2 separate regions of the Homo sapiens genome follow, and region 1 is linked to region 2. A link is a loop called in an ENCODE intact Hi-C map of the cell type or tissue named here. Cell type or tissue: HepG2. All regions are shown on one strand. Each heading gives the region's core, and the rest is flanking DNA. Links, peaks and the distances in the headings are about the cores only. Region 1 has its middle 150 kb from the start of OSTF1. Region 2 overlaps TRPM6 (transient receptor potential cation channel subfamily M member 6).

Region 1 (16,442 bases), core at 4,555-12,554, 460 kb after region 2:
GAGGAAAATATATGAAAAACGTAATTAGTATCCCAAAAATATTATTCTTGCCAAATTGTGAGCAGTCAAATCTACTAGTGTATTTGGAAGGCCATGCATTCAGAGAAGAAAAAAACTTAGAGATCACCAAATCCATGCTTCTCATTTTCTAGTGAAGAATCCCAGGGCTGAAAGGTCAATGCTCTGATGAATGGCACGTGGACTGTTTTTTTTCTGTGCATTTGGTTACTGTTCCTGTTGACTCTAAACAAATGCTGAGTCAATATCATTAAGGTTTTTGGACTAAACTCCAAGGACAACTTGAAATTGCTTGAATTTGACCTTCTATCTTGTTAGATAATGTTTGGAACCAAGGCCTTGTTCTATACGGTGCCTAAAACTGTGGACTTTCAGTGACTATCAATCAAAAACAGAATATTCGTGTTTTCTGATTCTGGGGAAATAAGAAAGGCAAATGGGCATAGATCTGGTTTTGATGATATGCTTGTCTAACCCTGTGAGTCTGCAACTTATTTGCTATTGAAAACACAGCACACTTCATTATTTATTCATCGCATCAAGTGGATAAAAGACAGCGCTGGGCTCTTGGACCACCTGACCTTGAATGAGTTGAATTCTAGCTCCACCACTTTAGGAATAGTGTTATGGCAAATCACTCCAAATATTTCAGGTCTTGAGTACCCTCATGTTTAAAATGAGCTTAATGCTACCATTGTCCACTCATCTTCAAGCATTATTATGAAGATTAATGTGTAATAGTGTCACTAATTAATGCAGCCAACAAATATTTATTCTACAGCCATTGTGTTCCAGAGCAAGTACACTTAATACAGGGGGGAGCAGAACTGCCACTACTCTTGGCCTTGTAAATGCAGTAATCACACAAGTCTATAACTGTGTGGTGAGTGCTCTGATAGAAAAGTATCATAAAAAAGCAGAATGATGGTAAAGTTCCATGAGGAAGTGACACTTAAACTGAGGTCTAAAGGGAGAGTAGGAGGTCAACAGGCACGGAATGACGAAAAGACCATTCTAGGCAAAGGGAATAGCAGGTGCCAAGGCCCCAAGGAGGGCACCAAAGAGGCTTGTGAGGCTGGAGCATAGGGGAAATGGCAGAAGATGAAGGTGGAGCTGGAGGCACGGGCCAGATCATGCCAGCCTTGCACGTGAAAGTTCTTTGCAAACTTGTTGAGAATTAGATGTTAAATAAGAGTCAGTGAGGCTCCAAGTGGGGCTTAAGAAATCATAGTGAGATGTTTGTCAGGGTTTTGGGGTAGTTATTGTTAATGCTTAGTCTTTGATTGATGTACAGTATCAAATAGTCATTGGAATGTGGGATTTGGAGCCAATGGTCTGTGTTTGAATTCGGGCTCTGACAATGCTTAGCTGTGTGAGCTCAGGCAGCTGCTTAACATCTCTGTGATTCTGTTTCCTCATCTATAAAATAGGGAAATAATGGCATCTACTCAGAGGGTTGCTTTGAATTAAATAAGTCAATATAGGTAAATTGAGGATACCCTGGGGCATATGAAGCACTCAGCACATGATTATTGTCTATGTTTGGGCTATACTGTGGATGACAGTAGTCTGATTTTCAGATAAATGGTGCAAGTATTTTTTGTTTGACAATACGTCTTCCACAGCATTCTTGTAGTATAGACAGAAGACTGAGTCTGGGATCAGACTTCTTGGCTTTACATGGGATTAACCTCTAAATTTCAGTGTCCTCATCTGTAACTTGGGAGAACTCTTCCTCTCTGTCACTATTTTCATCATTTCTATCCTCCACGTCATTTTCAAATAACTTGTATTTAACATGTGGAAATGGGTCTCCTTTAGAATAAGGAGAGGATTCTGTCTTTGAAATCTGATGGTGTAGCAGCGCTTCAACAGCTGAATGCATTTGCTTTCCCTGGTCTGAAAAGTATCCCTGGTTTGGAAGAACTGGAGCAAAAAGGAGGCAAAGCACCACGCCTATCCTTGTTACCTTGATAACAACTTTTATTTCTCACTGGAAAATCCTGTTCTATCTCCCTGTTGCTGCCTTTGTTTCACAGAATAGTTTCACTTTTGTCAACAAACCATGTCCTTTCTGTTTTGTATAGTATTTGGATTCTGCCTAATGAAATAATTTCCCTTTCCTTTGTGAGAACACCTAACACTCATACAGAATTGAGATTGGGGATTTTTTTCGTAATTGCCTTATTGCCTTCTCCTAAGTCCTGTGTTAATGGGTAGCATCTCCACACGGCTTGCATCCTTCGTGTGTGTTAGATTACAGCATCTTGATGTTTGGGATATCAAATGGGACCCATCTGTGGGAGAATTATATCACAGAAGAGAATAATGAATTTCTATGTGTTTTGAGAGAAGGGAGCCCAAGGGAAAAAAGGTAGAGAAATAGTGTCTTACAAAATGCTCTCCCTTATGTTGCTTCATCCAATCTACATCCTTCTGAGGAGTAGCAGATATGATCCCTATTTTAGAAATGAAAGCCTGAGAGCCTTATTAGCAGAGCTTTGCTTACCCAAAGTCATGCAGCCAGCATAAGGGAGAACTGAGGCTTGAATCCTGGTCTTCTGACAACCAAACTCACTCAACTGTAGGTTATCAAGGAGCCAGACACTTGGTTGCTAATTATTTTCTCCTTGCCTTTCATTTAGTGATGTTGCTTGTGTACTGCTATTAGAAATAAATAAGGAATGTGGTGGGGCATTTCAGGCCTAGAGGTCCCCGCTGCAGATGTTGCCATTCTCGATGATTCACAGCTAGTGATGCAAGTCTGTCTAGATCAACAGGGGGTTTGTGCCTGACGTATTGGGGTACTGTGAAAGAACAAACACTGACTCTATCAAACACAGCTCTTTCTACACGTGTGATAGCCAAACCATGTCAGGCCATGTTCTGACCGTGACTCTTGACCAAATTGATTAGTGACAGTTATTCTACACAGGACCATGGTTGCATTACATCTTTAATCTGATTAGAGAGGTAGGGAAGACTTGGGATGCCCTTATATCCTTCTGCTTTAGAAACAATGCCCAGGATTGTTAATCCTCGAGGCAGGCGACCACCTCTTTTCAACAGCAGAGAGCTGTAGGAGGCAACACACGTGGTAGAGTGAGCTGGCTTTGTAAAGCTGTGGTAACATTCATAGAAGATGTGCATTAGAGCCATAATAAGTCGTTGATAACATTTCACAGGTGGGAAAACTGAAGCCCAGATTGGTAAAATGACTTGTCCAAGGTTACATGCAAATTAGTATCAAAGCAGAGCCTAGAATCCAGGGCCTTTTCTCCTTTGCTATTCTTTCATCTGTAGGGAACTTTAAAGCACTGGTTCTCAACTTTGATTTGCACATTGGAAATACCTTGGGAGATTTACAGACGCTGATGCCTGGGTCCTATCCCTAAAGGTTTGGATTTAATTGGCATGGGGCGTGGCCTGAGACATCAGGATTTTAACAAAGCTCCTCAGCTGATTCTAATATACAGCAAAGCTTGAGAACCTTAGACCAGTAGTTCTCAAACCTTGCATACATTAGAATCATCAGGGGAGCTTTTAAAAAGTATATATATCTGAAGCCCCACCCCAACACAATCACATCAGAATCTCTGAAAAGAAAATTGATAGAGAATGGAGGAGAAAGTATCTTCTGATGTAACCTATTCTCTTTTATTTTCTTTTGGTCAGTGGGTCTTCACTTCCAAAGTTATACCTGCTTCACCACTAGAACTCTCATGGCTGTGTGTTGTGCCTCCCTCTAAAAACGAGCAAGACTACTTGATTTCAGCTGCAAGTGATCTTCTTAGATTTCATGTCAGTGATGTTATCACTTGTGTGGGGCTGTTAGAAACGAATGAGGAGGAAGGACAGAGCATCTCAAGCACAGAAGACCCTCCTAGATGCTAATGTGTTTATTTCCGTTGGATCACCGTTTGCTGTGGTTTTAATGGTCTCTCCAAAACTCAGGTGTTGCCAATTGTGATGGTATCAAGAGGTGGGGCCTTTCAGAGGTGGTAAGGCCGAGAGGATGCCTCCCTCATTAATGGAATTAAGGCCCTTAGAAAAGAGGCTTCTTGCAGCAGCATTTGGCTAGTTTGCTGTCTTGTCCTTCCACCATGTCAGAATGCAGTAAGAAGGCCCATGTCAGGTGTTGGCACCTTGATTTTGGACTTCCCAGCCTCCAGAACTGTGATAAATAAATTTATTTTTTAATAAATTGTCCAGTTTCAGGTATTCTGTTATAGCAGCACAAACTAAGATGCTAGTCACAGTGCTTTCATTAGAATAACCTGAGAAGCTTTAAATAACAGATACCTGGGTCTTATCCCTCAACTATTTAATTAGCAGGATATGGCACCTGGGCTTCGATATTTTTTTAAAAGTTCCCAGATGCAGTAAGGATTTATTAAAGCATAAATCCTACTGGGTGCTAGGCAGCACAGCTGCACACTCAGGGATTGAATGATCATGCCCTGGTCCATTCACCAAGCATGGAAAAAGCTGCCTTTGCTGTGCTTGAGCCTCTAGCCAGAGAACAGTTATTCAGTATTCCATCAGCATGTGGTGATATCATTTTGCTCATTGCTCCTGGGCTCTTTTAATTAAGTTTGGAAATATTGTGCTCTCTATATTTTCCCATAACCCCCCAACCCCGGGAACCTAAAGTCAGGGACAATAGCAAGCAAATTTTGTGTGAAGGAGCCCATCAGTGTTGGCAGGAGCTGTAATGGTAACTGCAGGAGTTCAACATCCACCCACACTGGGCCTTTGACCATCAAAACGTTTGAATATAAATAAAAACAATCATGTTGCATGTAAGCAAGGAGCCAAAGCCCTCTTAGTAGAGGGAATCTAGAATGAATAAAAGGTAGCAGGTCAGGAAGGATCTTGGGAGATAGGAAGCTCTAGGTCTTGGTCTTCACTGTTTGGGAACCTGACCATCATCCTTCCAGCCTTCACAGCCGGCCTTCTCAAAATGGCTTTTCTACCTTTCATAAAGGTGGCTAAAAACACCCAGGTGTTCAAGTTGTTATTGATCTTCTTGTACCTGGAAAGAAATGGAAATGTAATTTATGATGCTTAAGAATCTCATCAGGAAGGTATTGTGGAAACATACTGTAAGGTTCTAACTGAGGTTTGAGGGGAGTGGGTGCACGAGCGGCAGGCAGCTGAAAGAACACTTGAAGAATTGCAGGGAGTTTTGACGTGGCTTTATTCTCTCTCTGGGCACAAGTGGGCTGTGGGTTCAAGCAAGGTATATGTACAGCATCAGCAGGGTAGTTATACCTTTTACAGACAATAGTGGCTCCAAGCCAAGCACAAGCACACCTGAGTGGTTACTTAATACACCTCATGTGGCATGGTTGCGTCATGTGTGGAGCTGTGTCCCTGCACTCCAAACCTGCTGAGTCATACTGTACCAGAGGTCACCTCTGCCTATTTCTAAAGCACAGCCATTTCCCTTACACTCTACTCCCTAGGCTAAGGGCATCCTCTGGGGCAGGGACACCTACCCATAGGGCAGAGCCCTGAATCTATAACCCACAATACAAAGAATAACAGCTCACTACTAGGATCTCAGCTATGCTACTTATGACTATGAGGGCCCAGCATAGTCCAGAGCCCAGAGATGCCCACCATCTCTACAGGGGGTTGTCAGTAATGCTCTTAACCACCTTAATCTCCTGCGAGACCCCTTGCAGGGCTGCTGTTATGTTCTGCCAACTGTCAGGGATAAAGGTACAACATTGTTTTCCTAAAAGGGCACAGACGCCTCCTTGGGCAGCAGTTACTATGTCTAAAGCCATTCAGTTTTGCAACACTATCTTTCTGATCTGATTGTGACAGGTACCTATCCCACAGTGGTGTTGCCCCAGTGTTGCTGTATGTACTGTGGCACCTGGGCTGGGGGTACTACATAATCCCCAACTAGCCAGCCCACCCGTCATAAATGCTACAGGCCAGCCAGGGGGCAGGTGCACCATGGGTCTTGTAGCATCCTTTGTCCAAAGCTTGCTGTGTTGTATTCCAGGCTTCGGCCATGGGACCACAAGTCTCCAGCCATGTCCATTTCTCTGCAGACATGGAATGTATGTGCCACGGCAAGCCATCTGCAGCTGCTGCTGGAAAGGTGGTATGGTTCCAACAGTTGGAAACATTGGTCACCTCAGCATAGGTGTGGGCCCAGTCCACAATGCAGTTAGAGCATGTTAACCTATGGTTGAAATGACAGAGCAGGCACAGGTACTAACAGAGGTAAATCATGTCCCTTGGGCAAAATACAGGCTAACCTTTCATCCCTGGATGACAATGCATCTGCCAAGAGCTTTTGCCCTGAGCGATGATACCACACCTTCTCAGCTCCCCGTGGTTCCTTTGGGTCCTGTATCCATGCCAAAGTCATGGATGGGGGAGCTCATAATAGGCCACACAGACAGCATATATGTCCCCCGGAGGAGGGTTCCTTCCCTGGATATTCCTGTGAACAGTCAACCATGGGGACCATGTATTGAACACCCAAGGAATGACATGCAAGTCATACTGTAGGCCCTCTCCACAGGGAGCTATGACAGCCAACCACCAACAGTGGGGGGCTTGGAAGGTCCATGGCCACAGCCAGGTTTTCTGTTCCCCTGCCTTCAGGGGTGTTGGGGCAGGCAACAACAGGTTACCATTTGTCTCCATACCTGGTCAGAGGAAGTCATCCTTCCTCCCATAGGTTTTGCCACATGGCTTGGCCCCACATGGGCTGGTGACCAACTGGCCACTTCTGTAACTTCTAGTGGTTAACCACAAGGTTAAGCCTCGACAGATCACCCAGCTATCAGTATAGATTACCACAGGTGTCACCTCCTTGGTGATCACCATCAGGATTGCTCTAAATTCAGCCCATTGGCTACTTCACCTACATCCAGTTTCATACCGCATGGTATCAGTACTAGGCTGGACGGTAACAGTGGTCCAAATAGCAGCACCTTGGTTAGACTCATCTGTGTACCATGCCCCATCAGGAATGAGGGGATGCCCTTCCTTAAATGGTGAAGGCTCAGGGTCTAGGGGTGCCTCAGGCCCCATGGCCTTATCTTGCATTAGGGCTGCAGGTCCCAAGACCTCTTGCAACTCTGCTGATAAGGGACTTGTACTCAGCATACTCCACTGCTCCAAGTAGGCGCCCCACTTTGCCAAAGTGTATGTCTGCACCGTTCCAGTCTTGGGGGGTCTTTACCCATGAATGCACCCATCCTGCTATTGGGTAAATCAGGCACATAATGATTGTAGCCTGTCTGGTCACACACTCCTGAACCTGAAGGGTAGCATATGCAGTTATTAACTGCTTCTCTATCAATGAATACTGGAGCTCAGCTCCTTTCCGTAGTCGGGACCAAAAGCCAACTGGCATTCTTAAGTGCTCCATGTGCTGCTATAAGCTCCAGCCAAAACTATCTGTGGTCACATTCACATCGAGTTTAAATGGGTGCCTCTGGATAATTACCTATAGGGCTTGTGCCTGCTTGGCTGCCAGGAAAGTGGTCTCAGCTGCACCATTCCAATCCCAGGAAAGAGGAGTGTTGCCACTTCTAAATCTGCAAAAGAATCAGAGGTTAGCATAATATCAAGATCACGACATATGGTGGGGCTCTGCACATAGCCCTGCAGCAACACTGAAAGTCCATTGTCACCCTCTCATGAAGGCAAACTGTTCCTGGCTCTCTGGAAAAGAATGCATTCGCCAAGTCTACCACATAGTGGTACTGTCCCAATTCCATCATCAAGCAGTCCATCAAATGGTTTGTAAGGCCAAGCCATGTAGAATATCCACCCCCAGAATGTATTTGTGCTGGGATCTACCAGCACTAACACTTGCTATACGTTGGTGGAGGATCAGAGGATTGCTAATTTCACATGTGACTGCTGGTCGTCTGGTGTGCCCCCAAGCTGGGCACCTTGGCTAGTTCCCTAATCAAACGGAAAAGGCTCTACACCCCCACCCAGCTACAGCACTTAGTCTTTGAGCTAGAATGCCTGGGCAGGACTGGGTTGCGCGGCATTATCCTTCTCCTGAACGACTTGCACCAAGTCTGTGTACAACTGCCATCTACTGACATCTTTTGGTATTTCACTGGCATCCTACACAGTCCATATGGCTGCCTATATTCACTCAATCAGCGTGTGGTCACCTTGCCCTTGTGCCAACCACCTACTTATTAGCAGTCGCTGATGGAGGGAGGGGTGTCATAACAGAGGCAAGTTTTTCCATCTCAGGCGGAATGGAATATACTATTTGCCCCCTTGTCCCACAGATGAAGCATCCAGGCGGGCAGAGGTTCCCCTGGATGCTGGTGGCACTGTTTAATTCCCACAGGTCTGTGTGGCACCCTGTAGGAACTGAGCATGCACTTCCCACAGCACAGTCTCAAACACCCATCCAACTCTGCCGGCAAAGGTTGGTTCCTTCTCGGTGTTCTGTGCTTCCAGCTGTTTCAGCTCTTTCTCCACACTTGTGGGGGACCCATCTACCACTGCCCAGGTTTCCACCAGAGCCCATCCGAGCAGCACATCTGCCACCAGTTCCCACAATCCATGTTGTGGCCACATAGCCAACCTGGAATCAGCAGAGACTTAAGGCTCACTCACCTTGGGATTCTGCTCATAGTGCCAATTGTCAGGTTCTAACTGAGGTCTGAGGGGAGTGGGTGGACAAGTGGCAGGCAGCTGAAAGAACATTCGAAGAATTGCAAGGAATTTCAACATGGCTTTATTGTCTCTCTGGGTGCAAGTGGGCTGTGGGCACAAGCAAGCCATATGTACAGCATCAGCAAGGTAGTTATACCTTTTACAGACAATAGTGGCTCCAAGCCAAGCGTGAGGGCACTTGAGTGGTTACTTAATGCACCTCACATGGTGTGGTTACATAATGTGCCTCATGTGGCATGGTTACATAACATGTGGAACCGTGCGCCTGCACTCCAAACCCTCTGAGTCATGTTGCATCAGAAGGCTGCCTCGGCCTGTTCCTGACTAAAGCACGGCCATTTTCCTTACACATATGAAGCCACATGGAGAGGGGATAAATCCCATGGAAGCTTTCTCTGGCTTTCTGCCTGCTTAGTATACAATATGCAAGTGGATTGGCGGCTGGCATGGCTTTGCTCAGTTATCCTTTCAGTAGCTCCCATCTTCTCAGTGAAGACCACCTCTCTTTTGTGAATCCTGACTCTTCTGTTCATCTGAATCAAGCCCTGTTCTCTTTCTTCTCTCTTTCCCAAGTGCTTTGTTGTACCATTTAGACACTGTAATACTAATAACACTTCTTTCTGCCCCACTAGACTGTTAAGCCTTCTCAGGCAGTAACCTGCTCACTCATTCATTTGGCTATGTACCTAATACAGTGCTTCTATATAATTGATTCTCACAGAAATTAAAAAAATAAATGATTGAAAAGGGGCTTCTGCTCTCTCCATCTTTTTTTTTTTCTTTTTCAGATGGAGTCTCGTTCTGTCACCCAGGCTGGAGTGCAGTGGCGCGATCTCAGCTCACTGCAAGCTCTGCTTCCTGGGTTCGTGCCATTCTTCTGCCTCAGCCTCCCCAATAGCTGGGACTACAGGCGCCCACCACCACATCTGGCTAATTTTTTGTATTTTTAGTAGAGGCGGGATTTCACCATGTTAGTCAGGATGGTCTCGATCTCCTGACCTCATGATCCGCCCGTCTCGGCCTCCCAAAGTGCTGGGATTACAGGCATGTCTCTCCATCTTCTTGACTTGGATGTTTATAGCTTTTCTTCCACAGTTCTCCAAGTTAAGGTTCAGGTGAGAAGATCTTTGTGGAAGGCAGTTGCAGCAGTGGAAGAGTGGAAGCTGATGCCTTTATCTGTGTTTCACAAGTCGAGGTGGTCAGCAGAGCTGCAGAACTGTTAGGAGAACTGGGGAGTCAAGCTCTGTCACTTTCCTGATCTGAATGACTCTTGAAAGATCTAAAATGAGGGCCTCTCTGAGGTGGGGGAACTGATTGAAGCAGGGCAAAGAAATAAAAATTCTTACCATTTCATGAATAGTGACACAGAGGATCTCACCTCTGTGTCTGGCACTTAGCAGACATGCAGTAAATATTTGTTGGGTGAACTTGTCTGCCATAACCTAAGAAGGCATCAGTTCACAGGGACTTCAAGTAGCTTCTAATGTGCAGCTTGGCTCCATTTCTGTTGCTTTCCTAGTATGACAGAATTACTATTAAGTTGAGATGATTCATTAGTCATTTCCAGAACAGTTTTATTGGGATGACTATTACCATGTATTTAACTTCTCAGATCTCCATAGCATTTTATTGCTGATTATTATTCCACTAATCCATTCAACGGTGATGGAGCTGTATTCAGTCTTAGTAAGGGCCAATCTATTCAGCTAGCTGCGTGTCCAATGAGCCACCAGTTAAAATCCCCACAGAGGCCCTCCCAGATAATACAGGACCTTTAATTAAGTGGTGTTAACAAAGATCACACAGATTTTCCTTTGATGTTTTTATTAGCCAAATATTATAGTGATCGATGATTACCATTGTATAGAAAATATACTAATGAAGATTAAATTAAAATAGGTTTCAAGGTACCAGCATGCAGGAAATCAAGTTCTTTAGAAAAGAAAGAAAAGATGATTGATAGGTATCTGGGATTTTTGTGTTTACATGTATACCTACAGAAACCAATTTAAACAGTGTTCTTTTTGTTTTGGTCTCCTTGAAAGAGTACTATAAACTCTTCTGATCTAAGATGTATTGATATATAGAGAAGGAAGGCAAATATCTATGAAATATAGTTACAAAACAAGGGTTTGGGTTGTTGAAAGTGTTATACGTGCCATTCTATGAAATTAGAATTTTTGATCTACATGATGAGTTAGTGTTATGTGTCAGATGCTTTCTAGCAGCGGCAGCAGAAATGTTTTCTTGGGAGAAGGAATGAAAGCTTATATGGAACCCTGATATATATATATATATAAAATATGTATATAATATAAGAATATATATAATATATAAGAATATATAATATATTATAAGAATATATATAATATATAATATAAGAATATATATAATATATAACAAGAATATATATTATATAAGAATATATTATATATTATAAGAATATATAACATATTATCAGAATATATAATATATAATATAAGAATATATATAATATATAAATATATATGCTATATAAGAGAACTGATTCAGTTGAAAACAGAACTTGATCCTCCCACACCCCCACTTCATAGCTCCTTTGTCTCCACATACCATCCAAGAAGAAGCATATTTCTGGAACTCTTGAGCTCTGTACAGTTTGTAAACTGTTGCCCCATTGAGTAAATTTTAGAGAAGCATTCTCTAGTGTGAAAGTGGACCCCTTTTCCTTCCTGAAAAGACAACTGAGGCAACTTCAGTCACCCTCTTGGCCCCTGAACGTTGTTTATTCAATAGCAGTGGTAATAGCCGATATATCAGCTCAATTTTAAAACATTTCATTTGTTTAATCTTTAGCTTTGATGCTGGGGGGATCCTCAGGAAATATGTTGCTTGTTCTTTTGAAAATCCCAGTAGACAACAGGTGAAAAGTGTAAATAATGAGTCTCAGAACTTGTAATTAGCCCAATAGGGAAGAGCAGCTCAACACATCCAAAATAGAAGACACACCATAGCCGTCACCCTGTCCTGAAAGTATCTCTGCTAGGTTTCGTTTCTTTTTCTTTTCTCCTTTTCTTTTTCTCTTTTTTCCTTTTTCTTTTTCTCTCTTCTCTCTCTCTTTGTCCCTCTCTCTCCTGTCTCTCTCTCTTTCTCTCTTTCTCTTTCTCTCTCTTTATCTCTCTCTGTCTCTGTCTCTCTCTCTCTCTTTCTCTTTCTCTCTCTCTCTCTCTCAATTCCAACATCTAACAAAGTATTCCACACATAGGAGTTATTCAATAAATAGTTGAGACTCAAGAGTAATTTGTAGAATTTTTAGACTTTTGAGACAGATGCAATGAACAACTCTATTTTATATCACCATTTAGCAGAGTAGTCACATTTTGGGAATTTGTATAGAAGAAAGCACTGAAGACGTCTCATGATTCAGGCTGCAGTCTTGCCTTAGAACAAATGAGTTGGGATGACATTAAAGCCCAGAGAAGCTAAATTATTTGCCCAATTTCCTTATCTATAAAATGAGGAAGTTCAGTCTGATGATCTCAGTCCTTTCAACTAGAGCATTTCAAAAGCATCTATGATCTATGTTATTGTCAATTATACTACTGGCTATAATACATGTAGGTGAACTCAGCTGGAGAGACCAAATTGTGATTTGTACTTTCCTACTCCTCATTGTGATCATTAGATTTCCTTTCCAACCATACCAGCCTGAATTCTGTGCTGTAAACTTTCCCTTCATGTAAAAATCTTGCTCAGTTAAAAAGTGAGGCGAGGCATGGTGGCTCAGGCCTGTAATCCCAGCACTTTGGGAGGCTAAGGAGGGTGGATCACTTGAGATCAGGAGTTTGAGACCAGCCTGGCCAACACGGTGAAACCCTGTCTCTACTAAAAAAATCCAAAAAGTAGCTGGATGTGGTGGTGGGTGCCTGTAATCCCAGCTACTCAGGAGACTGAGGCACGAGAATCACTTGAACCCAGGAGGCGGAGGTTTCAGTGAGCCAGGATTGCACCATTGTACTCCAGCCTGGGTGAAAGAGGGAGACTCCATCTCAAAAAAAAAAAAAAAAAGAAAAAAAAAATTGTGAGATTTATTCTCTGGTTGCTGACCCACAGCAGATTGGAACATTTATTGTTCTGCTTTTTAGGCTTGATGATTAGCAATTGTGTTCCTGTTAAACAGCCTGTGGTTGAATTCTGCACATTGGAATGGCTTACTGACTCCTTTGCGAGTTAAGAATATATTTTTATGGCATCATTTGTATCTTCAAAAATATGTATTATGATAATAAAATGAATTATATTTGTCACTTTTTAACACCATGATTATCTCTGTAAAGTAGTTCGAATGTAGTGTTTTCATTTATAGTATCCTATCTTAGCTATAAATCACTTTTATTTTTAAATCTTCCTGACTCAGAACCCCCTGTAGTATGTTTGCATTTCTCCCCAATATTATGTCTTTCTTGTTTCATTTCTTTCTGCTTAAGTGTCACTTCTCTGTTCCATAACTTTGAAAAGGCACAGAAGTCCAACTGCATACATTTGGTGGAGAGGTTGCTGTGAATGACATGAATCTAATTGTGAAGCTTCCCTTTAGGGATTGTATTCAAACTTTAGTGTCAATAAAAGTCACCACAAATATTTGTTAAAATATTAATACATATTTTAGACCTAGTCCCCAGGGTTTCTGAATGAATAGATCTGGGATGTGTCCCAGTCTCAGAAATCTGCATTTCTATCAGCAACCTCAGTTTATTCGGATGTAAGGGAAGATCACACCTCACCATAAATGTCATTTAATGGCTCTTAGGGTGAGAATGTGACGCTGTGTGGCCAGGAACCAATACTGCATATTCCTCATATGGCTCAGTTTCCTAGCTTATCCCTGGGTGTTGAATTGCACTGTTTCTCTTAAGCTAGAATTTTGTTTGGCTTTCATGGGAAAGGCATCGCTTCAGAAAAGCACTCTTCCTTTTCTTAGGTGATTTCTATGTGTGCTAAAATTTGAGAACTACTTCTGGAAGGAAATATCACAATTAGATTCAAACCTTTAAAAAAGTTTTCTAACCAAATACCTGTACTAAAAAATAGGTACGTTTTATTAATTTATTTTCTCCTTCCAACTTTTAAGTTCAGGGGATACATGTGTATGTTTGTTACACGGGTAAATTCTGTGTCACTGGGGTTTGTTGTACAAATTATTTCATCACTCAGGTAGTGAGCATAATGCTTGATAGGTAGTGTTTTAATACTTATCTTCCTCCCATCTCTACCCTCAAGTAGGCCCTGGTCTCTTGTTGTCTTCTTTGTGTCCGTGTGCACTCAATGTTTAGCTCCCACTTATATGTGACAATATGTGGTATTTAGTTTTCTGTTCCTGCATTAATTTGTTTAGGGTAACGGCCTCTGGCTGCATCCATGTTGCTTCAAAGGACATGATTTCATTTATTTTTTTTTTTGGCTGTGTAGTATTTCATGGTGTATATATACTACATTTTCTTTATCCAGTCCACTATTGATGAGCATCTAGGTTTATTCCATGTCTTTGCTGTTGTGAATAGTGCTGCAATGAACATGCAAGTGTATGTGTCTTTGTGGTAGAATGATTCATATTCCTTTGGGTATATACCCAGTAATGGAATTGCTGGGTCAAATGATAGCTCTCTTTTAAGTTTTTTGAGAAATTACCAGACTGCTTTCCACAATGGCTGAACTAATTTACATTCCCACCAACAATATAGAAGCATTTTTTTTTCTCAGCAATCTCATCAGCATCTGTTATTTTTTGACTTTTTGATAATAGCCATTCTGACTGGTATGAGATGGTGTCTCATTGTGGTTTTGATTGCCATTTCCTTTTTTGTTTGTTTGTTTTTTTGAGATGGAGTCTCGCTCTGTTGCCCAGGCTGGAGTACAATGGTGCAATTTTGGCTCACTGCAAGCTCCGCCTCCCGGGTTCACGCCATTCTTCTGCTTCAGCCTCCTGAGTAGCTGGGACCACAGGCGCCCGCCACCACAACTGGCTAACTTTTGTATTTTTAGCAGAGATGGGGTTTCACCGTGTTAGCCAGGATGGTCTCAATTTCCTGATCTCGTGATCCGCCCACCTCGGCTTCCCAAAGAGCTGGGATTACAGGCGTGAGCCACCACGCCCAGCCTTGATTTGCATTTCTATAATAATTAGTGATCTTGAGCATTTTTTCATATGTTTGTTGGCTACTTGTATGTTTTCTTTTGAGAAGTGTCTGTTCATAACTTTTGCCCATTTTAAAAATAGTGTTACTTGATTTTTGCATGTTGATTTAAGTTCTTTATAGATATGGATATTAGATCTTTGTTAAATGCATGATTTGTGAATGTTTTCTCCCATTCTGGATTGTCTGTTTGATAGTTTCTTTTGCTGTGCAGATGCTCTTTAGTTCAATTAGGTCCCACTTGTCTATTTTTGTTCTTGTTGCAATTTCTTCCGGAGTCTTCATCATGAAATCTTTGCCAGGGCCTATGTTCAGAATGGTATTTCCTAGGTTTTCTTCTAGAGTTTTTATAGTTTTAGATTTACAGTGAAATCTTTAGTCAATTTTGAGTTGATTTTGTATATGGTGAAAAGGGGCCCAGTTTCAATCTTCTGCATATGGCTAATGAGTTATCCAAGTACCATTTATTGAATAGGGAGTTCTTTCCCCATTGCTTGTTGTTGTTGACTTTGTTGAAGACCAGGTGGTTGTAGGTATGTGGCTTTATTTCTGGTTCTCTAATCTGTTCCATTGGTCTATGTGTCTGTTTTTTGTACTAGTACCATGTTGCCTTAGTTACTGTAGCCTAGTAATATGGTTTGAACTTGAGTAGTGTGATGCCTTCAGCTTTGTTCTTTTTGCTTAGGGTTGCTTTGGTAGTTTTTTTTAATTACTGATTCAATTTTATAACTCATTATTGATCTGTTCAGGGTTTCAGTTTCCTCCTGGTTCAATCTTGGGAGGCTGATATGGTTTAAATTTGTGTCCCTGCCCAAATCTCATGTCCAGTTGTAATCCCCAGTGGCGGGGGAGGAACCTGCTGGGAGGTGATTGGATCACGGGAAGGAACTTCCCCCTGGCTGTTTTCATAATAGTGAGCTCTCATGAGATCTAGTTGTTTAAAAGTGTGTAGCACCTCCTGCTCCACACATGTAGAATATGCCTGCTTCCTCTTTGCCTTCTGCTGCAAGTTTCCTGAGGCCTCCCTAGCCTTGTTTCCTGTACAGTCTATGGAACTGTGAGTCAATTAAAACTTTTTTTTTTTTTTCTAAATAAATTACCCAGTCTCAGGGAGGTCTTTATAGCAATGTAAGAATGGACTGATATAGAAAACTGGTACTGGGAATTGGGCATTGCGATAAAGACCTGAAAATATGGAAGTTACTTTGGAACTGGGTAACGGGCAGCGGTTAGAACAGTCTGGAGGGCTCAGAAGAAGACAGAAAGATGAGAGAAAATTTGGAACTTCCTAGAGACTTGTTATTAAATCATTGTGACCAAAATGCTGATAGTAATATGGACAATGAAGTCCAAGCTGAGGTGGTCTCAGATGGAGTTGAGGAGCTTATTGGGAACTAGAGTAAAGGTTATTGTTGCTATGCCTTTGTAAAGAGACTGGCAGCATTGTGACCCTGCTCTAAGGATCTGTGGAACTTTGAACTTGAGAGAGATGATTTAGGGTATCTGGTGGAAAAAATTTTTAAGCAGCCAAGTGTTCAAGATGTGGCCTGGCCACTTCTAACAGCATGT
Region 2 (16,442 bases), core at 4,062-12,061:
TAGGCAACAAGAGCGAAACTCCGTCTCAAAAAAAAAGAGAGGTTAGGTCACATAGCCAGAGTCACATGGCCCATGAAAATGTCAGGCATCAAACCTAGACAGGCCGACTCCATATTCAGTGGCATTGACCACTGCCTTCTGGTACCTCTCAGCAACTCACCTAGGATCCAGGCAATTTCTTTTGGGGTTTCCTAGAGTACCATGAAGTACTAAATGAACAACAATTCTCATGCTGGGAGGTGTCACAGATGTTCCTCAGTAAGGTTTCATGGTCAAATAGTGGTGGGACCTGCTTAAGCTATAACTGTACTGATGAATTACAATGCACATTATGTTAAATATTTTTTAAAACCACAGCATTTCCGAAATATAATGTACCAAACATGCTTAATGTGGAAAAACACCTAAAAGCATCTTACTCCACAGAACAGAGAAAGGGAAAAGCTGACTTACACTACTAGAATCAAAAAAGAAGTTAGAGTCCCAAATAGGGAAAGTAAGATTTAAAACAGCCTTGCTATGTTCTCTTTTTCCACTGTCGCAACTCACTTGATTCGAGAAGGATATAGCAATCTCTTCTTCAGAAGTAGGCTAATGTGCAAAATCCTCTGAATCTTTTTCCCTTCCCTCTTCAAACTATTGCTCAGTTACCTCAGGAAATATTCTCCCCTCTTTCCCATACCTCATTTATGAGGTCCATATAAATGACCTCAACAAAGATGACAGTATAAGAACAGTGCCACTGAGATAGCTCCATCAAGAGGGAAAATAGATTCTATTTTGAAGTTTAATTAGAGCTGCAGGCTCAGATGCGGTAACTCACGCCTGTAATCCCAGCACTTTGGGAGACTGAGGCAGAAGGGGTGCTTGAGGCCAGGAGTTCAAGACCAGCCTGGGCAACATTAGCAAGACCCTGCCTCTATAAAAATGAAAAAATTAAAAGTTAGCTCAGCATGGTAGCATGTGCCTGTAGTCCTAGCTACTTGTAAGGCTGAGGCAAGAGGATCGCTTGAGCCCAGGATTTCAAGGGTGCATGAGCTCTGATCACTCTATCTAAATAATAATAATAATAAATTAGAGCTTCATAACCAAATTCTAAATCTCTTGGAAGTACCCATAATTTTCAGACGGTACATATCCATTTAATTTCTAACCCTCTACTCAAATCCCAAGAAAAGAATCCAAGAGAAAGACAATGCTTTATGATGGTTAATGTTTTTAGGATTTTATCATTGAATTGTTTATGTCTGCTTCTCAATTTTCACTCTATATTCCCTTAGTTTATGATACCGCCTTCTTCTAGTTCTCTTTATACTCCTCTGAATGGTTATTTATGGTCTTCTCCATGAGTTTCTCTTTGCCCATTACAGGTGTTGGCACCTCCCAGGTTTTAACTCTCAGCTCACTAGGTTCCCTCACTCTTGCTTCCTGGGCATAATCGCTTCCTCTGTCATACTTTTAGTTTCCTACAATAGGCAGATGACTCCTACAGTTGACTGTCCCAATAAGCAGATGAGCTCCTCCACCAGTTCAAATGCTCCCCGGGGGCTTCAGATGCACACATCCAAAGCCTCCTGAACATCTCTGGCTAAATATACTACAAGAATCTCAAGCTCAAGAAATCTACAACTTATTGCTTTCTCTCACACCTCCTGTGCCTTCTTTATTTCGGTGGTGCCACCTTTCACCTGATTACCCCACTCTTTTCTGAAAGTCGTGCTGGACTCTATGCTCTCCCTTAGCTCCACATCTGATCCTTAACATGCCTAATGAATTGTTCTTTCTAAATGTCATATTCACCCCTTCTTTTCAATCCCACCACCACCAACCTTGGCGAGGCTGTGGACACATCAGTGCACTGCACTATTCTCTCAAATGGTCTTCGTGGTTCTTATTCTGACCCCCTCAAATCCACACCATTACTGAAGGTAAATCTGTCCATATCTTTGTCCACCTAAAATCCTTCCTTAGTTTATAGTTTAGAGTAAACGGCTCTCCATAAACTTATCCCAGTTCATAATCTTGGGGAGGCAGGGAGGCTATCCTGTCCACATCTCATCTGTTCATCCCCCTTTCCTTAAGGGTTGGAGGGGAATTTGTATTTAAAAAGAAATTATACTAACAATTTTGAGGGGCCCATTTTTACTTAATAATAGATAACTTTCATTGTACTCTTACTATGAGTCAGCACTCTGCCACACAGTTCATCTATATTATCTCATTTAATCCTCACAGCATCTCTAAGAAGCAGGGCTATTTCTGGGGTTTGTTTGTTTGCTTGAGACACAGTCTCATTCTCTTGCCCAGGCTGGAGTGCAGTGGTGCGATTTCAGCTCACTGCAACCTCTGCCTCCTGGGTTCATGTGATTCTTCTGCCTCAGCATCCTGAGCAGCTGGGACTACAGGCATGTGCCACCACTCCCAGCTAATTTTCTTTGTATTTTTAGTAGAGACGGGGTTTTGCCATGTTAGCCAGGCTAGTGTTGAGCTCCTGATGTCAAGTGATCCACTTGCCTCAGCCTCTAAAAGTGTTGGGATTACAGGAGTGAGCCACCTTGCCCGGCCTCCATGTCTATTTTACAAATAAGAAAACAGCCTGGCATGGTGGCTCATGCCTGTAATACCAGCACTGTGGGAGGTCGAGGGGGGCGGATCATGAGGTCAGGAGATCCAGAGCATCCTGGCTAACACGGTGAAACCCCGTCTCTACTAAAAATACAAAAAATTAGCCGGGTGTGGTGGCACACACCTGTAATCCCAGCTACTCGGGAGGCTGAGGCAGGAGAATTGCTTGAACCCGGGAGGCAGAAGTTGCAGTGAGCCAAGATCACGCCGTGGCACTCCAGCCTGGTGACAGAGTGAGACTCCGTTGAAATAAAGGAAGGAAGGAAGGAAGGAAGGACGGAAGGAAGGGAGGGAGGGAGGAAGGAAACCAAGGAGGTTCAGTAAATTTGCCTGTGTCCATATAACTAGTAAGTGCCTAAAGCAGGACTTCATCCCAGCTCCGTAAGCTCCTAATACGAGTCTATGCTTCATACAAAACGGAGAACCAAGCTTGCCCGTCGGACTCAATGAGCATAGCTATAAAGGGGCGCAGAACGTGTAGAAGAAGGAAAGAGAAATTCATATAACTATGGACTAAAGATATTATGTAGGTGAAATCAATTTTTGTGGACTCAATCTTTGATATTCAATTTTTTCTCCATATTAAATTTAATCTGAAATTCAATCAGGCACAGAAACACAGATTTATATAAATATGGTACCAATAGAGAAGTCCAGATTTATATAAACATGACTTATGCCCATAGTGAACCATTTAGAAAGTTCTTCATGTGATTCAGTTTAAGTAAAGCCATATTTAAGGATTCACATCTCTCTACCTGATATTTGACATCAGAAAAAAACATGCATAATTAGATATAATACATCATAGTCAGTTCCATATATGTTCAAAAATAGAGGAACACATTTAACTTCTGTCAATTTGCTTCCATTTACAAGAACAATTCTGTTTTAAAAAAATGCATTTCATCACATATAGCCTTCCATATTTTCACACGATGCCATGCACCCACAATTAGTAATAAATCCAACAGTAACTCAGATCACATTATAGCTTCCTAATATGTTCAGTCTCTCCAGTGTGTCTCCTCCTCTTTCCTCAAACTTCTGAATGTCCCCCATACCGCCTGCCTCCCTCAAAATCCCACACATAGGCACACCCAGCCGACGACTCTGCCTCGAGACCTGGGTCCCCACCAACCTTGTCTGCCTTCCCGTCTACTCTGGCCATATCCTGTCCCGTTCCCCTGCTTCGGGCAAAAAGCCAGACCCTCCATTTTCCCAGCTTCTTAGGGACTTCTCTTCAGCAAATGGCCTCCTCCCTCCACTCCTGAGTTTCTCCCTTGCTGGTGGATCATTTTCAGGACCATGCTGTTTTATTTATTGCCACATTACGCAAAATCCAACAAAAAAACCTTACCGTGTCCCCATACCAAGCTTCCCTGCACCGTAATACTTCTCCCAAAAGCCACCTGTAATTGCAGTCTCTGCTTCTCCTATTCTGTCTTCACCCACTTCAGTGAAGCAGCCGCCAACTCCACTGCACAACAACCGCCGGTCAGACGCCCTGAGAACCCCACTCCCCATCCAACCAGCACCCTCCATCTACCTCCTCCTCCCCTCTGGCTGCTGCCAGACACACCATGTGGCCTCAGGCGGCTGCGCTTGCTGTTCCTTCCGCCAGGGGCGCTATTCCACCAGACGCCCCTGCCTCGCCCACTGCCTCACTTCTTTCAGGCCTCCACTCAATGCCCTCAGAGCGACCTTCTAGAACCAGACCATCTAAACAGTCCACTCAACCCCCAGCTCCGCTAGATTTCACGCCACCATCATTTCCTGTTCTCTCCAGCTACTTTATTTTTCTTCATAGCTCTTTTACTGCCTGATAATAAATTACAAATCTATTTTTGTGGTTCCTTACTTAGGTTTTGTTCTCCATCCACTTCATTTCTCTCACCACCTACACACATGCGCACACACACACACGCGCGCGCGCATGAATGTAAGTCCCATGAGGACAAGGATTCTTATGTCTTATTAACCACTTATTCCTAGTAACTAAAAGAGTGCCTGGAATATAGTAGATGCTTAATAAATATACTTTGATTACATGAATATTATATGTTGTTAAATGTTTCAAATTATAAAGAACTCAAACCTCTGGGATTTGAAAGATCTTTCTACACCTTTAGATATTCTAGCAGAATCACGTTGTGTTAGTGGTTTCAGAATGGAAAAGATTTATATCTTTTACCTTTCTGATGTCACTCGGATTCGTTCCTCACAACTACAATTCACATCTTCCATCTTCTCATGGAAGTATTTTTCCACGCACTGCTCCTCAAAATCATGAAGTTTTTTCAGATCCTCCTTACTGAGGTAGAGTTCTATAGAAATAAGTATGAAACACAGAAAGAATCATTATTCACCTCAGGGCATGAGTGGCTTTTCTTCCACTTGTATTGAAAATGAGAAACTATAGCCTGTTGTGATAAGTTTGTCACCTTGTCAAACTATTTCTAATATTAATGCAGAAACAGCACCAATAAACAACTGGGAGCTGGGCGCAGTGGTTCACGCTTGTAATCCCAACACTTTTGGAGGCTGAGCAGGGGTGGATCGCTTGAGCTCAGGAATTAGAAACCAGCCTGGGCAACACAGGCAGACCCTCTCTCTACAAAAAAATTTCAATATTAGCTAGGCGCCTGTGGTCCCAGCTACACAGGAAACTGAGGCAGAAGGATGGCTTGAGCCTGGGAGGTCAAGGCTGCAGGAGCTGTGATCACGCCACTACACTCCAGCATGGGCTAAAAAGCGAGACCCTGTCTCAAAAAAGGAAAAGAAAAGAAAGAACTGGAAACACCAGCCTGGGTCTCTCCTACTCATTCTTTGAAAATGACTCATATATAGAATTCTTTCTCTTCAATATTTTCACAGGTTAGAATGCTTTCACATTTAAGAAAAATTCACTGCGTTTATATGAAAATGGGGAATCTGTCTTCTTTTCTCTCTGCCAACACTTTCTAAAATTAATTAAATTTTAATTGATTCATATTAGATGTACCTATTTTTGAGATACATGTGATAATTTGATACATTCATATAATCACATCAGGGCAATTGGTGGCACAAGCCTGTAGTCACAGCTACTCAGGAGGCTGAGGCAGATCTCCTTAAATATTTACCTGTCCTTTAAGATAGAAACATTTGAATTATTCTCTTCTAGCTATTTTGAAATGTATAATCAATTAATTTTAACTGTAGTCAACCTACTGATGGCAGGGCATGGTGGCTCACACCTGTAATCCCAGCACTTTGGGAGGCCGAGGCAGGTGGATCACTTGAGATCAGGAGTTCAAGACCAGCCTGGCCAACATGGTGAAACCCCACCTCTAGTAAAAATACAAAAATTGGGGGTTTCCTCTCTCGGCTTTGGAGCCCCCCTCCCTCTATCTCTGTACCGGGGAGCTTCTTCCTTCTTATTTGCCTATTAAACTCTCAGCTCCTTAAAACAAACAAACAAAAAAAATTAGCTGGGTGTGGTGGTCCATGCCTGTAATCCCAGCTACTCAGGAGGCTGAGGTGGGAGAAACATTTGAACCCAGGAGGCAGAGGCTACAGTGAGCCGAGATCGCTCCACTGCACTCCAGCCTGGGCAACAGAGCGAGACTCCATCTCAAACAACAACAACAACAACAACAACAAAAACCCTACCAATCTATTGAACACTAGGTCTTATTTCTTCTATCAAAGTGTATATTTGTGCTCATTAATCAACCTGTCTTCCAACTCTTTTAGCTATTACAATGACAGTAAATAACCAATAGGTTAAATGCAAGATTAGAAGAAGGCAGTCTATTGAAATTAATCCAGTAAGTATAAGAAAGTTTCACCTTGTTACGCAGAGTTTGTGCATACTAAATCCTTCTACTGAAGAATGAGATGTTATTATTACCATTCAATGGCCAATCACAGCTGTATACCTTCTCTGACACAATTATAAATAACTCATTAAAAAGACACATCACTAAGTGATATTATAAGGCTAACACAATTCTTCATCAAACTCCAGCATTCACATTTGGTCTATTACCTTGGCTTTCACTGTTGCCTAATAGAATAATATACCATCTTTTAAGCAAGTTTATAATACTTAGAAAATATATAATGAAGTGATGCTGCTAAAAGGATTAAATTGGAAAGTTCTCTTTCTTGAATGGTTTTGCTTACATTAGGAGAAAAAGAACTAATACAATTCTCCAGAATTTATTTAAAATGCAATTGTTACATTATTTTCTGTTAAAATTAATGACAAAAAATCTGAATTTTAAATTGAAAACATGGCTAAAAGTATTATTCAGCTGTAAAATGTATTCACAACTCAGGTATACAGTGCTTTCTGATTTAAATGGCAGGAAAAAAATTTTCAGACACTGAAAAGATTCGGTATCTCCCACCCCCTACCCAACTCTAATGTCTTCTTTCACTAAAGAATCTCCTATGAGCAAGAAACTTTACAGGTGTCATGATGTGAACCTTATGTGGATCCCTGAGAGCAAACAATCCAGAGTAATTCCAATGACAGGCGCAGCTTGCAGTATGTGGCGCTTTCCTGTAATTGTCCGCAAGGTGGCACTGCTGCCCCTTGTGTAAATGTCTTTATCCTCAATATAAAGGATCAGAAGCAATGTTATGAAAATTCAACAATGTTCCACAAAGCTCAGGGTGAATTCATTTTAAACTTTACTTGAGTTTTATATGAATCATCCTATAAGCACAGACCAAGGTGAACCCAGGAAACGTTCTTTCATGTGGTACTAGGAAGTCTGGGCAAATCCTAGTCAATTCCAGGATTTATCAAGTGATTCACATTCTGCTATTAGGTTGCAATGGTTCTGCAGCCAAAGCCTGGGACGTCTCTCTATTAGCGGCCTGAAATTTACAGTATAATTATAAGCCTTCAAGTTAACTTCAGGTATGCTTTGGCTTTCGTACAAAGGCTGAATCTCTTGGTCAGGGAGCAGGGTATGAAAAAGAAAAAAAAATCTTCAAAGTGACTTAGGAGGAGAAAAAATACTTCACAGAGTCACCTACCACCAGCAAAAGCATATCACCCTGTCAACCCCATAATATACTGCAGGGGATGACCTGTCCCCCTAAGGACCTACCTAAACACATAAATAGCCCGCTATCCCCTTAGCTGAAACTCCTGGAGTCCAGAGTATTTTAGAATTCAGAACTGTTTTTTTCTAGTTTCAGAAAATTAATATAGTGAGTATGTCATAAATGAAGTGAAATCCCTAGTTAAGATTAAAGCAATCCCTAAAATCAAACATATTGCTATTTTCTGCAGCCAACATCAATGAATATTCATACTACAAGAAATAAAGAGAATAAATGGCTTCGCATCAATTCTCATCAGCCTTTTTTGGCCAAATGAGTCTTTCCCCAATTTGTGAAGAAAAAAGGATTTCAGTTTTCAGAGGTATTTTAGATTTAGGAATTGGGAAGAGGATTGCGCATTTATGCCCCCTGCTTCCTGTATTTCTGGGAACTATCTAGAAATGGGCCTGGTACCAATTGTGGAACTGCTTGACAGGAACTACAGAATAAAACCACCAAACGCAATGTTCTCTGACAACAATTAGTACGATAGTCATATCATGCAGTGAAGATCTGGCTAAACAAGATGAATTAGGAAAACCTCAAAATATATAAGCTTATGAAAAAACACAAGTGAGAACCCCTATTTCCGCATCCTGACTCACAGTGTTGCCCAGGCCGAAGTGGCTATTCACAGGCATGATCATGGTGCACCCCAGCTTTAAACTTCTGAGCTCAAGCAATTCTTGTGCCTCAACCTCCTGAGTAGCTAGGACTACAGGCATGCACTACCGCACCCAGTTTCTGAGTTGAGGTTCTTGAAAATAAGAAACATCCATTTCAGAATCACCTCCATGCTCAGTAGATTAGAGAACCAGAGGATCGTGACTCTGGTTAAAGCCCAGCTTTGCTTATCTTTTCTCTTAGACCCCAAGGCCTTCTGTAACTCCATTCTGTCTGAATTCCATCTTCCACAACAAGGAGAACAGTACACGTCACATGACCACTCTCTAGGAGTTATTCTGATGAGTTCTCCGGTCAGCAGAGAAAACACAAGTTTTCCATGTGACATAAAGCCTTTACACAATCAAGCAGAGATTCTCTTCCTACCTATCCCTTTCTAAGTATCCGTTCATCTTGGCAAAAGGCACTGCGACCTCATAATGAGGTCAATATATTTACTCAGACCCAGAGCATCAGCTGATATTCTATTGTCAGGGAACTCCCAGAGCCCCACAGTGCCCTGAACTTAATTTATAATACTCCAGTGCATCTTTGCCTTGAATCCTACTTTTTGCTCTCTTTCTCCTGCCTCACATAGAACAACTTACTTAATCCAACGTCACCCTCTTCTTGGTCGTGAGGAGCTCGATGACAGCACAGGCGGCGGAGGAGAAGGCCCACGTGGCTCAGCAGGATGAGAGGTGGGGGCAGCCAGGGCTTCTCGTGGTAGGTCATGATGTAGCGATAGCGGTTGTATTTCCACAGGTTATTTGAAATGGATTCCATATCTAAGTAAACGTTGCTGTAAGATGAAGTAAGAGAGGGACAATGTTTTAATATGAAGTCTTGAAAGGTAACAGAGTCTATATTTTCCAACATTTATGATTGGCTCACCTGACATTACCGGCAGTTACCCAATACAAATACTATCCACGTGTTTACAATTCTTCTTCCACCAAACAAAATATATTAGCTACCTTCTACAATGAAACATGCTAATCAGAATAACAAGCAGAAGGCAGACATTACAATCAGAGAAAAGAAAATGCCAACATTTTCAGTGTAATGAACAGAAAATCCATTCTGGAACTCAACACTACTCTCAAGTCACCATCTCTTCTCACATAAGAAGCTCTTTTCAGTCCATAATTCATCGTTTATGGGAAACAGCTTTAATGTTCCTCTGTATCATCTACCTAATGTCAAATGTGAGAACTGCTAGAAAAATCCCAGTTAAAATATGCAAACAGTACAGTGTTAGTGAAGAAACGGAAGAAGAATCAATTCATCTTAAAAAACAGAGCTTCTATTAAAATCCAGACAAATTATTTACATTAACTTTACAATAAAAGTAACTCCTTATTGGTAGGTCACTTTGTAGTTGTAACATGGAGATAGGATGGTGAATGTTGATATTATAGAACTTGCCATGGGGGTAATGATTGGAGGTACAGTTATTCTGAAACAATATACCATCCTTAACTACTTAACTTTAAGTATATAATATGATATAAGAGGAACAAAATAAGATGTCCATCTTAATATTTTGCATAGACTAACAAAATTTAGTTTCTTTTTAAAACAATTCTTCTTCTTGCAGTGTCAAAATTTTAGTTTATTTAGAGAAAGATAGCAGAGTAGAACTGGAGGAAGGCAGCCAAATTTAGCAAATAAAAACACAGATAACCCATAACTTGAACAGTGATAAAGAAAAGGAACCAGGATTATCCTGGAGAAAGCCATCTTTGGGTAAGAATAGAAGTTTCTCAGAATCCATAAAGAAGGTGATTGAAACATAGATGACTGGGTTATATCAGGAGTTCTCAAGCATGTTTTCTGAACCAGCAGCAGCAGCATCACCTGAGAACATGTCAGAAATGCACATTTTTGGGGCCTGGTCAATGAGTGGGAAACTCTAGGGTTGCACATGCTATTAATAGCAGTTTCACTCCAACGTGACAACAGCCTTCCACCAGCAGGTGGCGACTTAACAGTGTATTTAAATTTTGGGGGTTGGTTGGTTGGTTTTTGTTTTTTTCAATTATTTTATAAAGAATTGTCTGTAACCAGCTCCTGGACAAGTAGTCAGATCTGGGGTTGGTCACTTTGTATGGTCTTCAGTGTGTTCATCTCTAACGTGAGAAATTTGTCCTATGCGAGGATTTCTCAACTTCTTTTTTGACACTGGACATTTGTTGTTGTTGTTGGCCAGGAGGCTCACAAAGAGGCCTTTATTTATCTAGCTCAAAGTATACACTACCACAGTCTTGTTTGCTACTCCTTCTACTAAAATAGTTCAAATCAATGTTTCTACCACACTATCAAAAAGTTATATTTCTTTTTGTCTCCCCACATCAGAGTGGTTGAATAGAAGGTAGAAACAGGCCAAGAGTCCATAGGCTCCCAGCTCTAAACCGTGCCAGGGCAGGAAGGGGTGGCTCCAGGTCTCACTGTGGCACCTTCTACAGAAAATAGACGTAGCTGCCAGGCCCGGGGACAGAAACCAGACATCCCAGTATATCTCCAAAAAGCAGCACAAATACTTTCCCCCACAGTATGAAAAATACACACCTCTAGCACTCTGCAGTCGTGCATTTAGTTTTCTTTAAGAACAAACAAATCAGTAGTTATGTATCCTGTTTCCTCAAGTTTCAAGAAAAAAAATGAAAGGTCACTCTTTTCTCTTTAAACACTGATGTGTAGCTAGCAACTTGGATAAAAAGGTGCCACCCTACAAAATGCCGCTCAGCATGTTCTGATGCCAGGATGGGCTTGGCCGCCTGGGCTGGGGCTAGAAAGGAGACCTCCAGCTGTCCCAGTGGAAACTGAAGCCGAGTGTCGGTGCTGCATTTGGCTTCAAGATCGAGAATCAGAGCCTTTGAAATGGAAAGGGGGCATCTGAAAGGGCACCCCCACCAGGGGCTTTTCAGAGCTAAGGCTCCAGAAGGAAGGGGTCGCCCTGCTAGTGACAGAGCTGGGAGTCACTCTGAGCTGCAGCCCCCACAGGATCCCCCTGTGGGAGGCCCCATCTGACCCTCTCCAGCCCATGGCTCTCTGCAACTGCCACCTATACTCAGGTATATGGCTTTGCTGCTGCTGGCTTTTAAAATCAGCTATTATGTTTGAGATGTGACTGTCACCAACAGAGTTCTGTCCTAAAAAGCCATCCCAGTGCCATGTTGGCTCAGGGGGCACCAGCTTTGTGCTGCCTCCATAATAGGCAGGAGAGTTCTCAAAGCAATGTTCCACTGATCCCTGGACGCCACTGCAGCATTAGGGACAGGGTCAGTCCCCTGGAAGGGAAAGGTGGCTTCAAGGCTGTTCTCTGGGCCGTTTGCAGGAGATCTGCAGGTACCAGGAGCCCATACTTATCACTTCTTTCAGTGGTGGCCAAGCCAACCAGACCCAAACATGATGCACACGGGCTCCCAGACTTGGCTCCCACTCAAAATTGACCCACACCCCTTGGGCTGCTCTACAGTTCTTTGGACTCCAAGATCCAGAAGGGCCTCTGCCCAGCTGCCTGCTTGGGCAAGACTCACTGGGTACCATGAGCAGCAGGTGTTCACCCAACCTCGAGTGTACACCCCTAGTGACTGGGAGTGCACCACCTCACCAGGCAACACTCCTTCCCAAAGAGTCCAAAGAGCCTCCTGGTGACACCCACAGCAGGAGCATCACACCATCCCATCAACAGCCCCCACTTACCTTCCTGGGGCTAAGATGCGGGGTGTGAGCCTTTCCCCTGAGAGCAAACGGGCAGTGAGACACTGGACATTTTTAATAAACAAAAATCTCAGACTACCAGCCTGGGCAACATGGTGAAACCCTGTCTCTACCAAAAATACAAAATTTAGCTGGACATAGTGGCATGCACCTGTGGTCCCAGCTACTCGGGAGGTTGAGGTGGGAGGATTGCTTGAACCAGGGAGGCGGAGGTTGCAGTGAACTGAGATCACACCACTGCACCACTCCAGCCTGAGTGACAGAGTGAATCCCTATCTCTCCCCATGCCCCCACAAAAAACTCAGATCCTTTTATTATCTGATCTATAAAAATAGCTATTATAACTAAACACCAGCAAATATTCCAAGTTCCTAAAATGGTTGGGCTAAGAGAGATGATGACTATCATATAACCAGCAGGAAGGTATGTCTTCCCCATGTTTAGGTAACAACACAGCAGTCACTTTTTTTTTAAAAGAATTTTGATTTACTTTGCTGACTCTCAACCCCTGTCTTCCCTACTTTTGTTACTTGTTATATTTTCCTCTTCAGTAAGATAAGCAAGGAATCAAATACCTAGCACAGTGCCTGACAGTTAAGAGGCATCTAGAAAATATGAGTTTCTTCCCATTACTTCACTTGGTTTCTTTTGTCTAGGAAACAAATATGTGTCAGGCACTCTTTTCAGTGTTTGAGGTAAATTGCTTGCTTCTGAGCAAGACGAGAAGAGGTGAGGAAGTGGCCCATACTGGTAGCTGCAGGAAAAGCATTCTAGGCAGAGGGAATAGCAAGTGCAAAGGCACCTGTATGGTCTGAAAAACTGAGGGGCCAATGTGGTTGGAGAGGAATGGGTCAGGGGAAGACTAGTGTGATGCATGATTTAAGAAGTGACGGCTGGGCGCAGTGGCTCACACCTGTAATCCCAGCACTTTGGGAGGCCAAGGTGGGCGGATCACAAGGTCAGGAGTTCAAGACCAGCCTGGCCAATATGGTGAAACTCTGTCTCTACTAAAAATACAAAAATTAGCCGGGTGTGGTGGCATGCACCTGTAGTCCCAGCTACTCGGGAGGCTGAGGCAGAAGAATCACTTGAACCCGGGAGGCAAAGGTTGCAGTGAGCCGAGATAACACCAGTGCAGTCCAGCCTGGACAACAGAGAGAGACTCAAAAAAAAAAAAGTGACAGGGGCCAGGCATGGTGGCTCACACCTGTAATCCCAGCACTTTGGGAGGCCGAGGTGGGTGCAGGAATTTGAGACCAGCCTGGCCAACAGGGTGAAACCCTGTCTCTACTAGAAATACAAAAATTAGCCAGGTGTGTGGCACACACCTGCAATCCCAGCCACTTGGGAGGCTGAGGTAGGACACCTGCTTGAACCTGGGAGGCAGAGGTTGCAGTGAGCTGAGATCGTGCCATTGCACTCTAGCCTGGGTGACAAAAGTGAAACTCCGTCTCAAAAAAAAAAAAACGAAGTGACAGAAAAGCCAACTCACATGGGGCCATATAAGTCATTGTAGTGACTTAAACTTTTACCCAGAAGTAAAATGGGAGGCACTGAAGAGTTTGGAGCAGAAGAGTAATATCCTCTGATGTCTGCTTTTAAAGGGTCATTTGGACTACTGTGTTGAGAAAAGAATATAGGGAGTCAAAGACAGAAGCAGAGAGATAAATTAGAGGCTCTGTGGTAACAGTGGGGTAGTGAGAGGTCATTAAATCAGTTATCTATTTGAAGGTTGAGTTAACAGAAGTTCCTGAGAGTTTAGAGGTAGAGGTTCAAGAGACATTAAGAATGACTCCATGTACAGAATCATGGTGTAGAGCAGAGAAAAAGTAAGAAGGACTACTTAGTTTTTGGTGTAAACAACTGAAAAGCTGGAACATCAACAAAAACTCGTGTTCTTCCTCACAGATTTGGGAAAGACTACATTAAATATTATAAATAAAAGTATGTTGGGAAAGAGGGGAGATGAAGAGTTTGGGTATTTTAAATTTTAGAAATCTATTAAATTTCTAACTGGTGAAGGAAGGGGCCAGTTGGATCTCCATGGCTGGAGTTTAAGAAAGAGAACTGGGCTGGGGATATAAATTGGGTGTGCTCAGGATATACAGGAAACTGAAAGAGATCACAAAAAGCATAAATAAAGGAAGAGGCAGGTCCGGGCTCAGGGACATTCCAATGTTAAAAGGTTGGGGAGAAGATGATCCAGAAAAGAAGATTGAGAAGTAGTGAGAAGTGACAGAGAAGAAAACAGAGGGCCTGGCACAGTGGCTCACTCCTATAATCCCAGCACTTAGGGAGGCAGAGGCAGGTGGATCACTTGAGGTCAGGAATTTGAGACCAGCCTGGTCAACACGGTGAAACCCCGTCTCTACTAAAAATACAAAAATTAGCCAGGCATGGTGGCAGGCGCCTGTAATCCCATCTACTTGGGAGGCTGAGGCAGGAGAATTGCTTGAACCCAGGAGGCAGAGGTTGCAGTGAGCTGGGGTCACACCAACTGCACTCCAGCCTGGGTAACAGAGCAAGACTCTATCTCAAAAAAAAAAAAAAAAAGAAGAAAAAGAAAGAAAGGAAAAGAAAAGAAAAGGAAACGAAAGAGAGGAAAGGAGAGGAGAGGAAAGGAGAGGAAGAAAGAGAGAGAGAGAAAGAGAGAAAACAGAGAACAGGGGAAGCTGGGAGCAAGTGAAGAAAGCATATCAAGAACTCCTTAACCAACTTGCAATTCCATCACTTGCTATCCTTTCATAATTCGAACTTACTGCCTAATCACAACTCAAGATCTCCTTGCATTTTGATGTTGTTACATTGTACTTTCCCCCCACAGTCAGTTCTCCATATCTGCGGGTTCCACATCTGTGGATTCAAATAACCACAGATTGAAAATATTTGGGGAAAAGAAAAGGATGATCGTGTCTGTGCTGAACATGCAGAGACGTTTTATCTTTGTCATTATTCCCTCAACAATACAGTATAGCAACCATTTACATCGCATTAATACTATATTAGGTATTATAGAGAATTTAGAGATGCTTTAAAGTATACAGGAGGATGTGCCTAGGTTATATGAAATACTACACCATTTTCTATAAGGGACTGGAGCATCCATAGAGTTTGGTATCTGCAGGGGGTCCTAGAACAAGTCCTCCACAGATAACGATGGATGACTGCATTTATTATTTCACTGTTTCCCATGCTCCATGTCCTTCTTATCAGTAGTTTTATGTGCATATTTCAAAACAATAATAATAAATATAGAACACACAAAAATCAAAGGTTACATACTCAAAGTACATGTGAATCTACTCAACATATCTGCCCACATTTCTTATTTAAATAATCATATTTAATTGAAATAACCTACTTGAAGAAAGCAATCAACAGGTTCACCATGATGATATATTGCACGAAGAGGTAGACAGCTTGCAAGAATGGAGTAAGAAAAGAACCAGGAGGGCAGGATGGCTGGCTTGAACAAACTACAAATAAAGAATTTTAAAAGAATGAAAGATAAGATGAATCACAGTCCTGCCACTCTAGACACACATTTAGCACATTAACTGCACAGAATACCATAAATTCAAACATTTTTAAGATTTAGATGATTGTTTTTCAGATGTATTTTACTCTTGTTAACTATGAAGGCACAATTTCTGCATGACGGTAAAATCCCATACACACCATCTATTTCTCCAGCATAGACTTCTCCGTATATCATCCAGTATGGCTCAAATACAATATCTCGAGCTAGACTCCAAGATGGTGGCTCTTTTGGCGAAAGGATGGCCTTGCGTGCCACTCCAAAGCTCAGCAGGACTATGGCCATGATGATCACAATATAGAACATGTTTGCTGTCTGCAAAAGAGCATAGTACAACCAGAATTTTACCACAGATTTGAAGTTCAAAAGAAACCAAACACCAGCAGCCATCATAACTATACCTGCAAATAATAAGATTGTCTAGTCATTGACTAAAACACCCTTGTGCAGGAACAGCTAGACTTTCTTTGGCTAAACTCTTGTTTTCTCACACAGTATGCATTTCAAGTCAACTTGGTCTATGGAATAATATAAATGTGCTGAGAGGAGAGAATCTGTGCTTCTTTGTTTAAGCAGTAATGAATTGTGAACACTTTTTGATTAGCTAATATCTAAGTTTGCCCCCAGTTGGACCATAGGTTAGGAAAATAAAAAAAAAAAAATAGGGTATTGTTGAATTAGTCCAATGGCTCCTTATTCCCAGAATTGTCTTCAGGAATTGATTAGAGTCTAAGAAACTGATCAAGCCAGTTTAATTCCATCTACTAAATGTACATCAACTCAGTCC

What was found. Hi-C counts contacts between places; a loop is a spot of excess contacts. Peaks named below come from ENCODE experiments on the same cell type or tissue, not always from the same donor. Only the 100,000 strongest peaks of a DNase experiment are listed, where the experiment ranks them.
Region 1: it touches region 2 in a loop (22-fold over the local background); 13 of 110 quality-filtered maps call a loop at or near these places.

Annotation. Positions count from the first base shown.
Region 1 is chr9:75,230,436-75,246,877 of GRCh38, forward strand. No RefSeq gene overlaps it. Among named protein-coding and RNA genes, the nearest start is that of OSTF1, 150 kb to the left of the region's middle. In HepG2, for the core only: a CTCF peak has its summit at 8,105 (motif pointing left); DNase peaks (open chromatin) are centred at 8,086 and 8,946.
Region 2 is chr9:74,766,884-74,783,325 of GRCh38, forward strand. TRPM6 (transient receptor potential cation channel subfamily M member 6) reads right to left here. Exons shown (of 39, transcript NM_017662.5): 22 at 15,796-15,970; 23 at 15,479-15,593; 24 at 9,000-9,193; 25 at 4,820-4,952. Among named protein-coding and RNA genes, the nearest start is that of TRPM6, 110 kb to the right of the region's middle. RefSeq lists an enhancer at 4,292-4,341. In HepG2, for the core only: CTCF peaks have their summits at 4,246, 7,189 (motif pointing right) and 10,368 (motif pointing right); DNase peaks (open chromatin) are centred at 4,238, 7,198 and 10,368.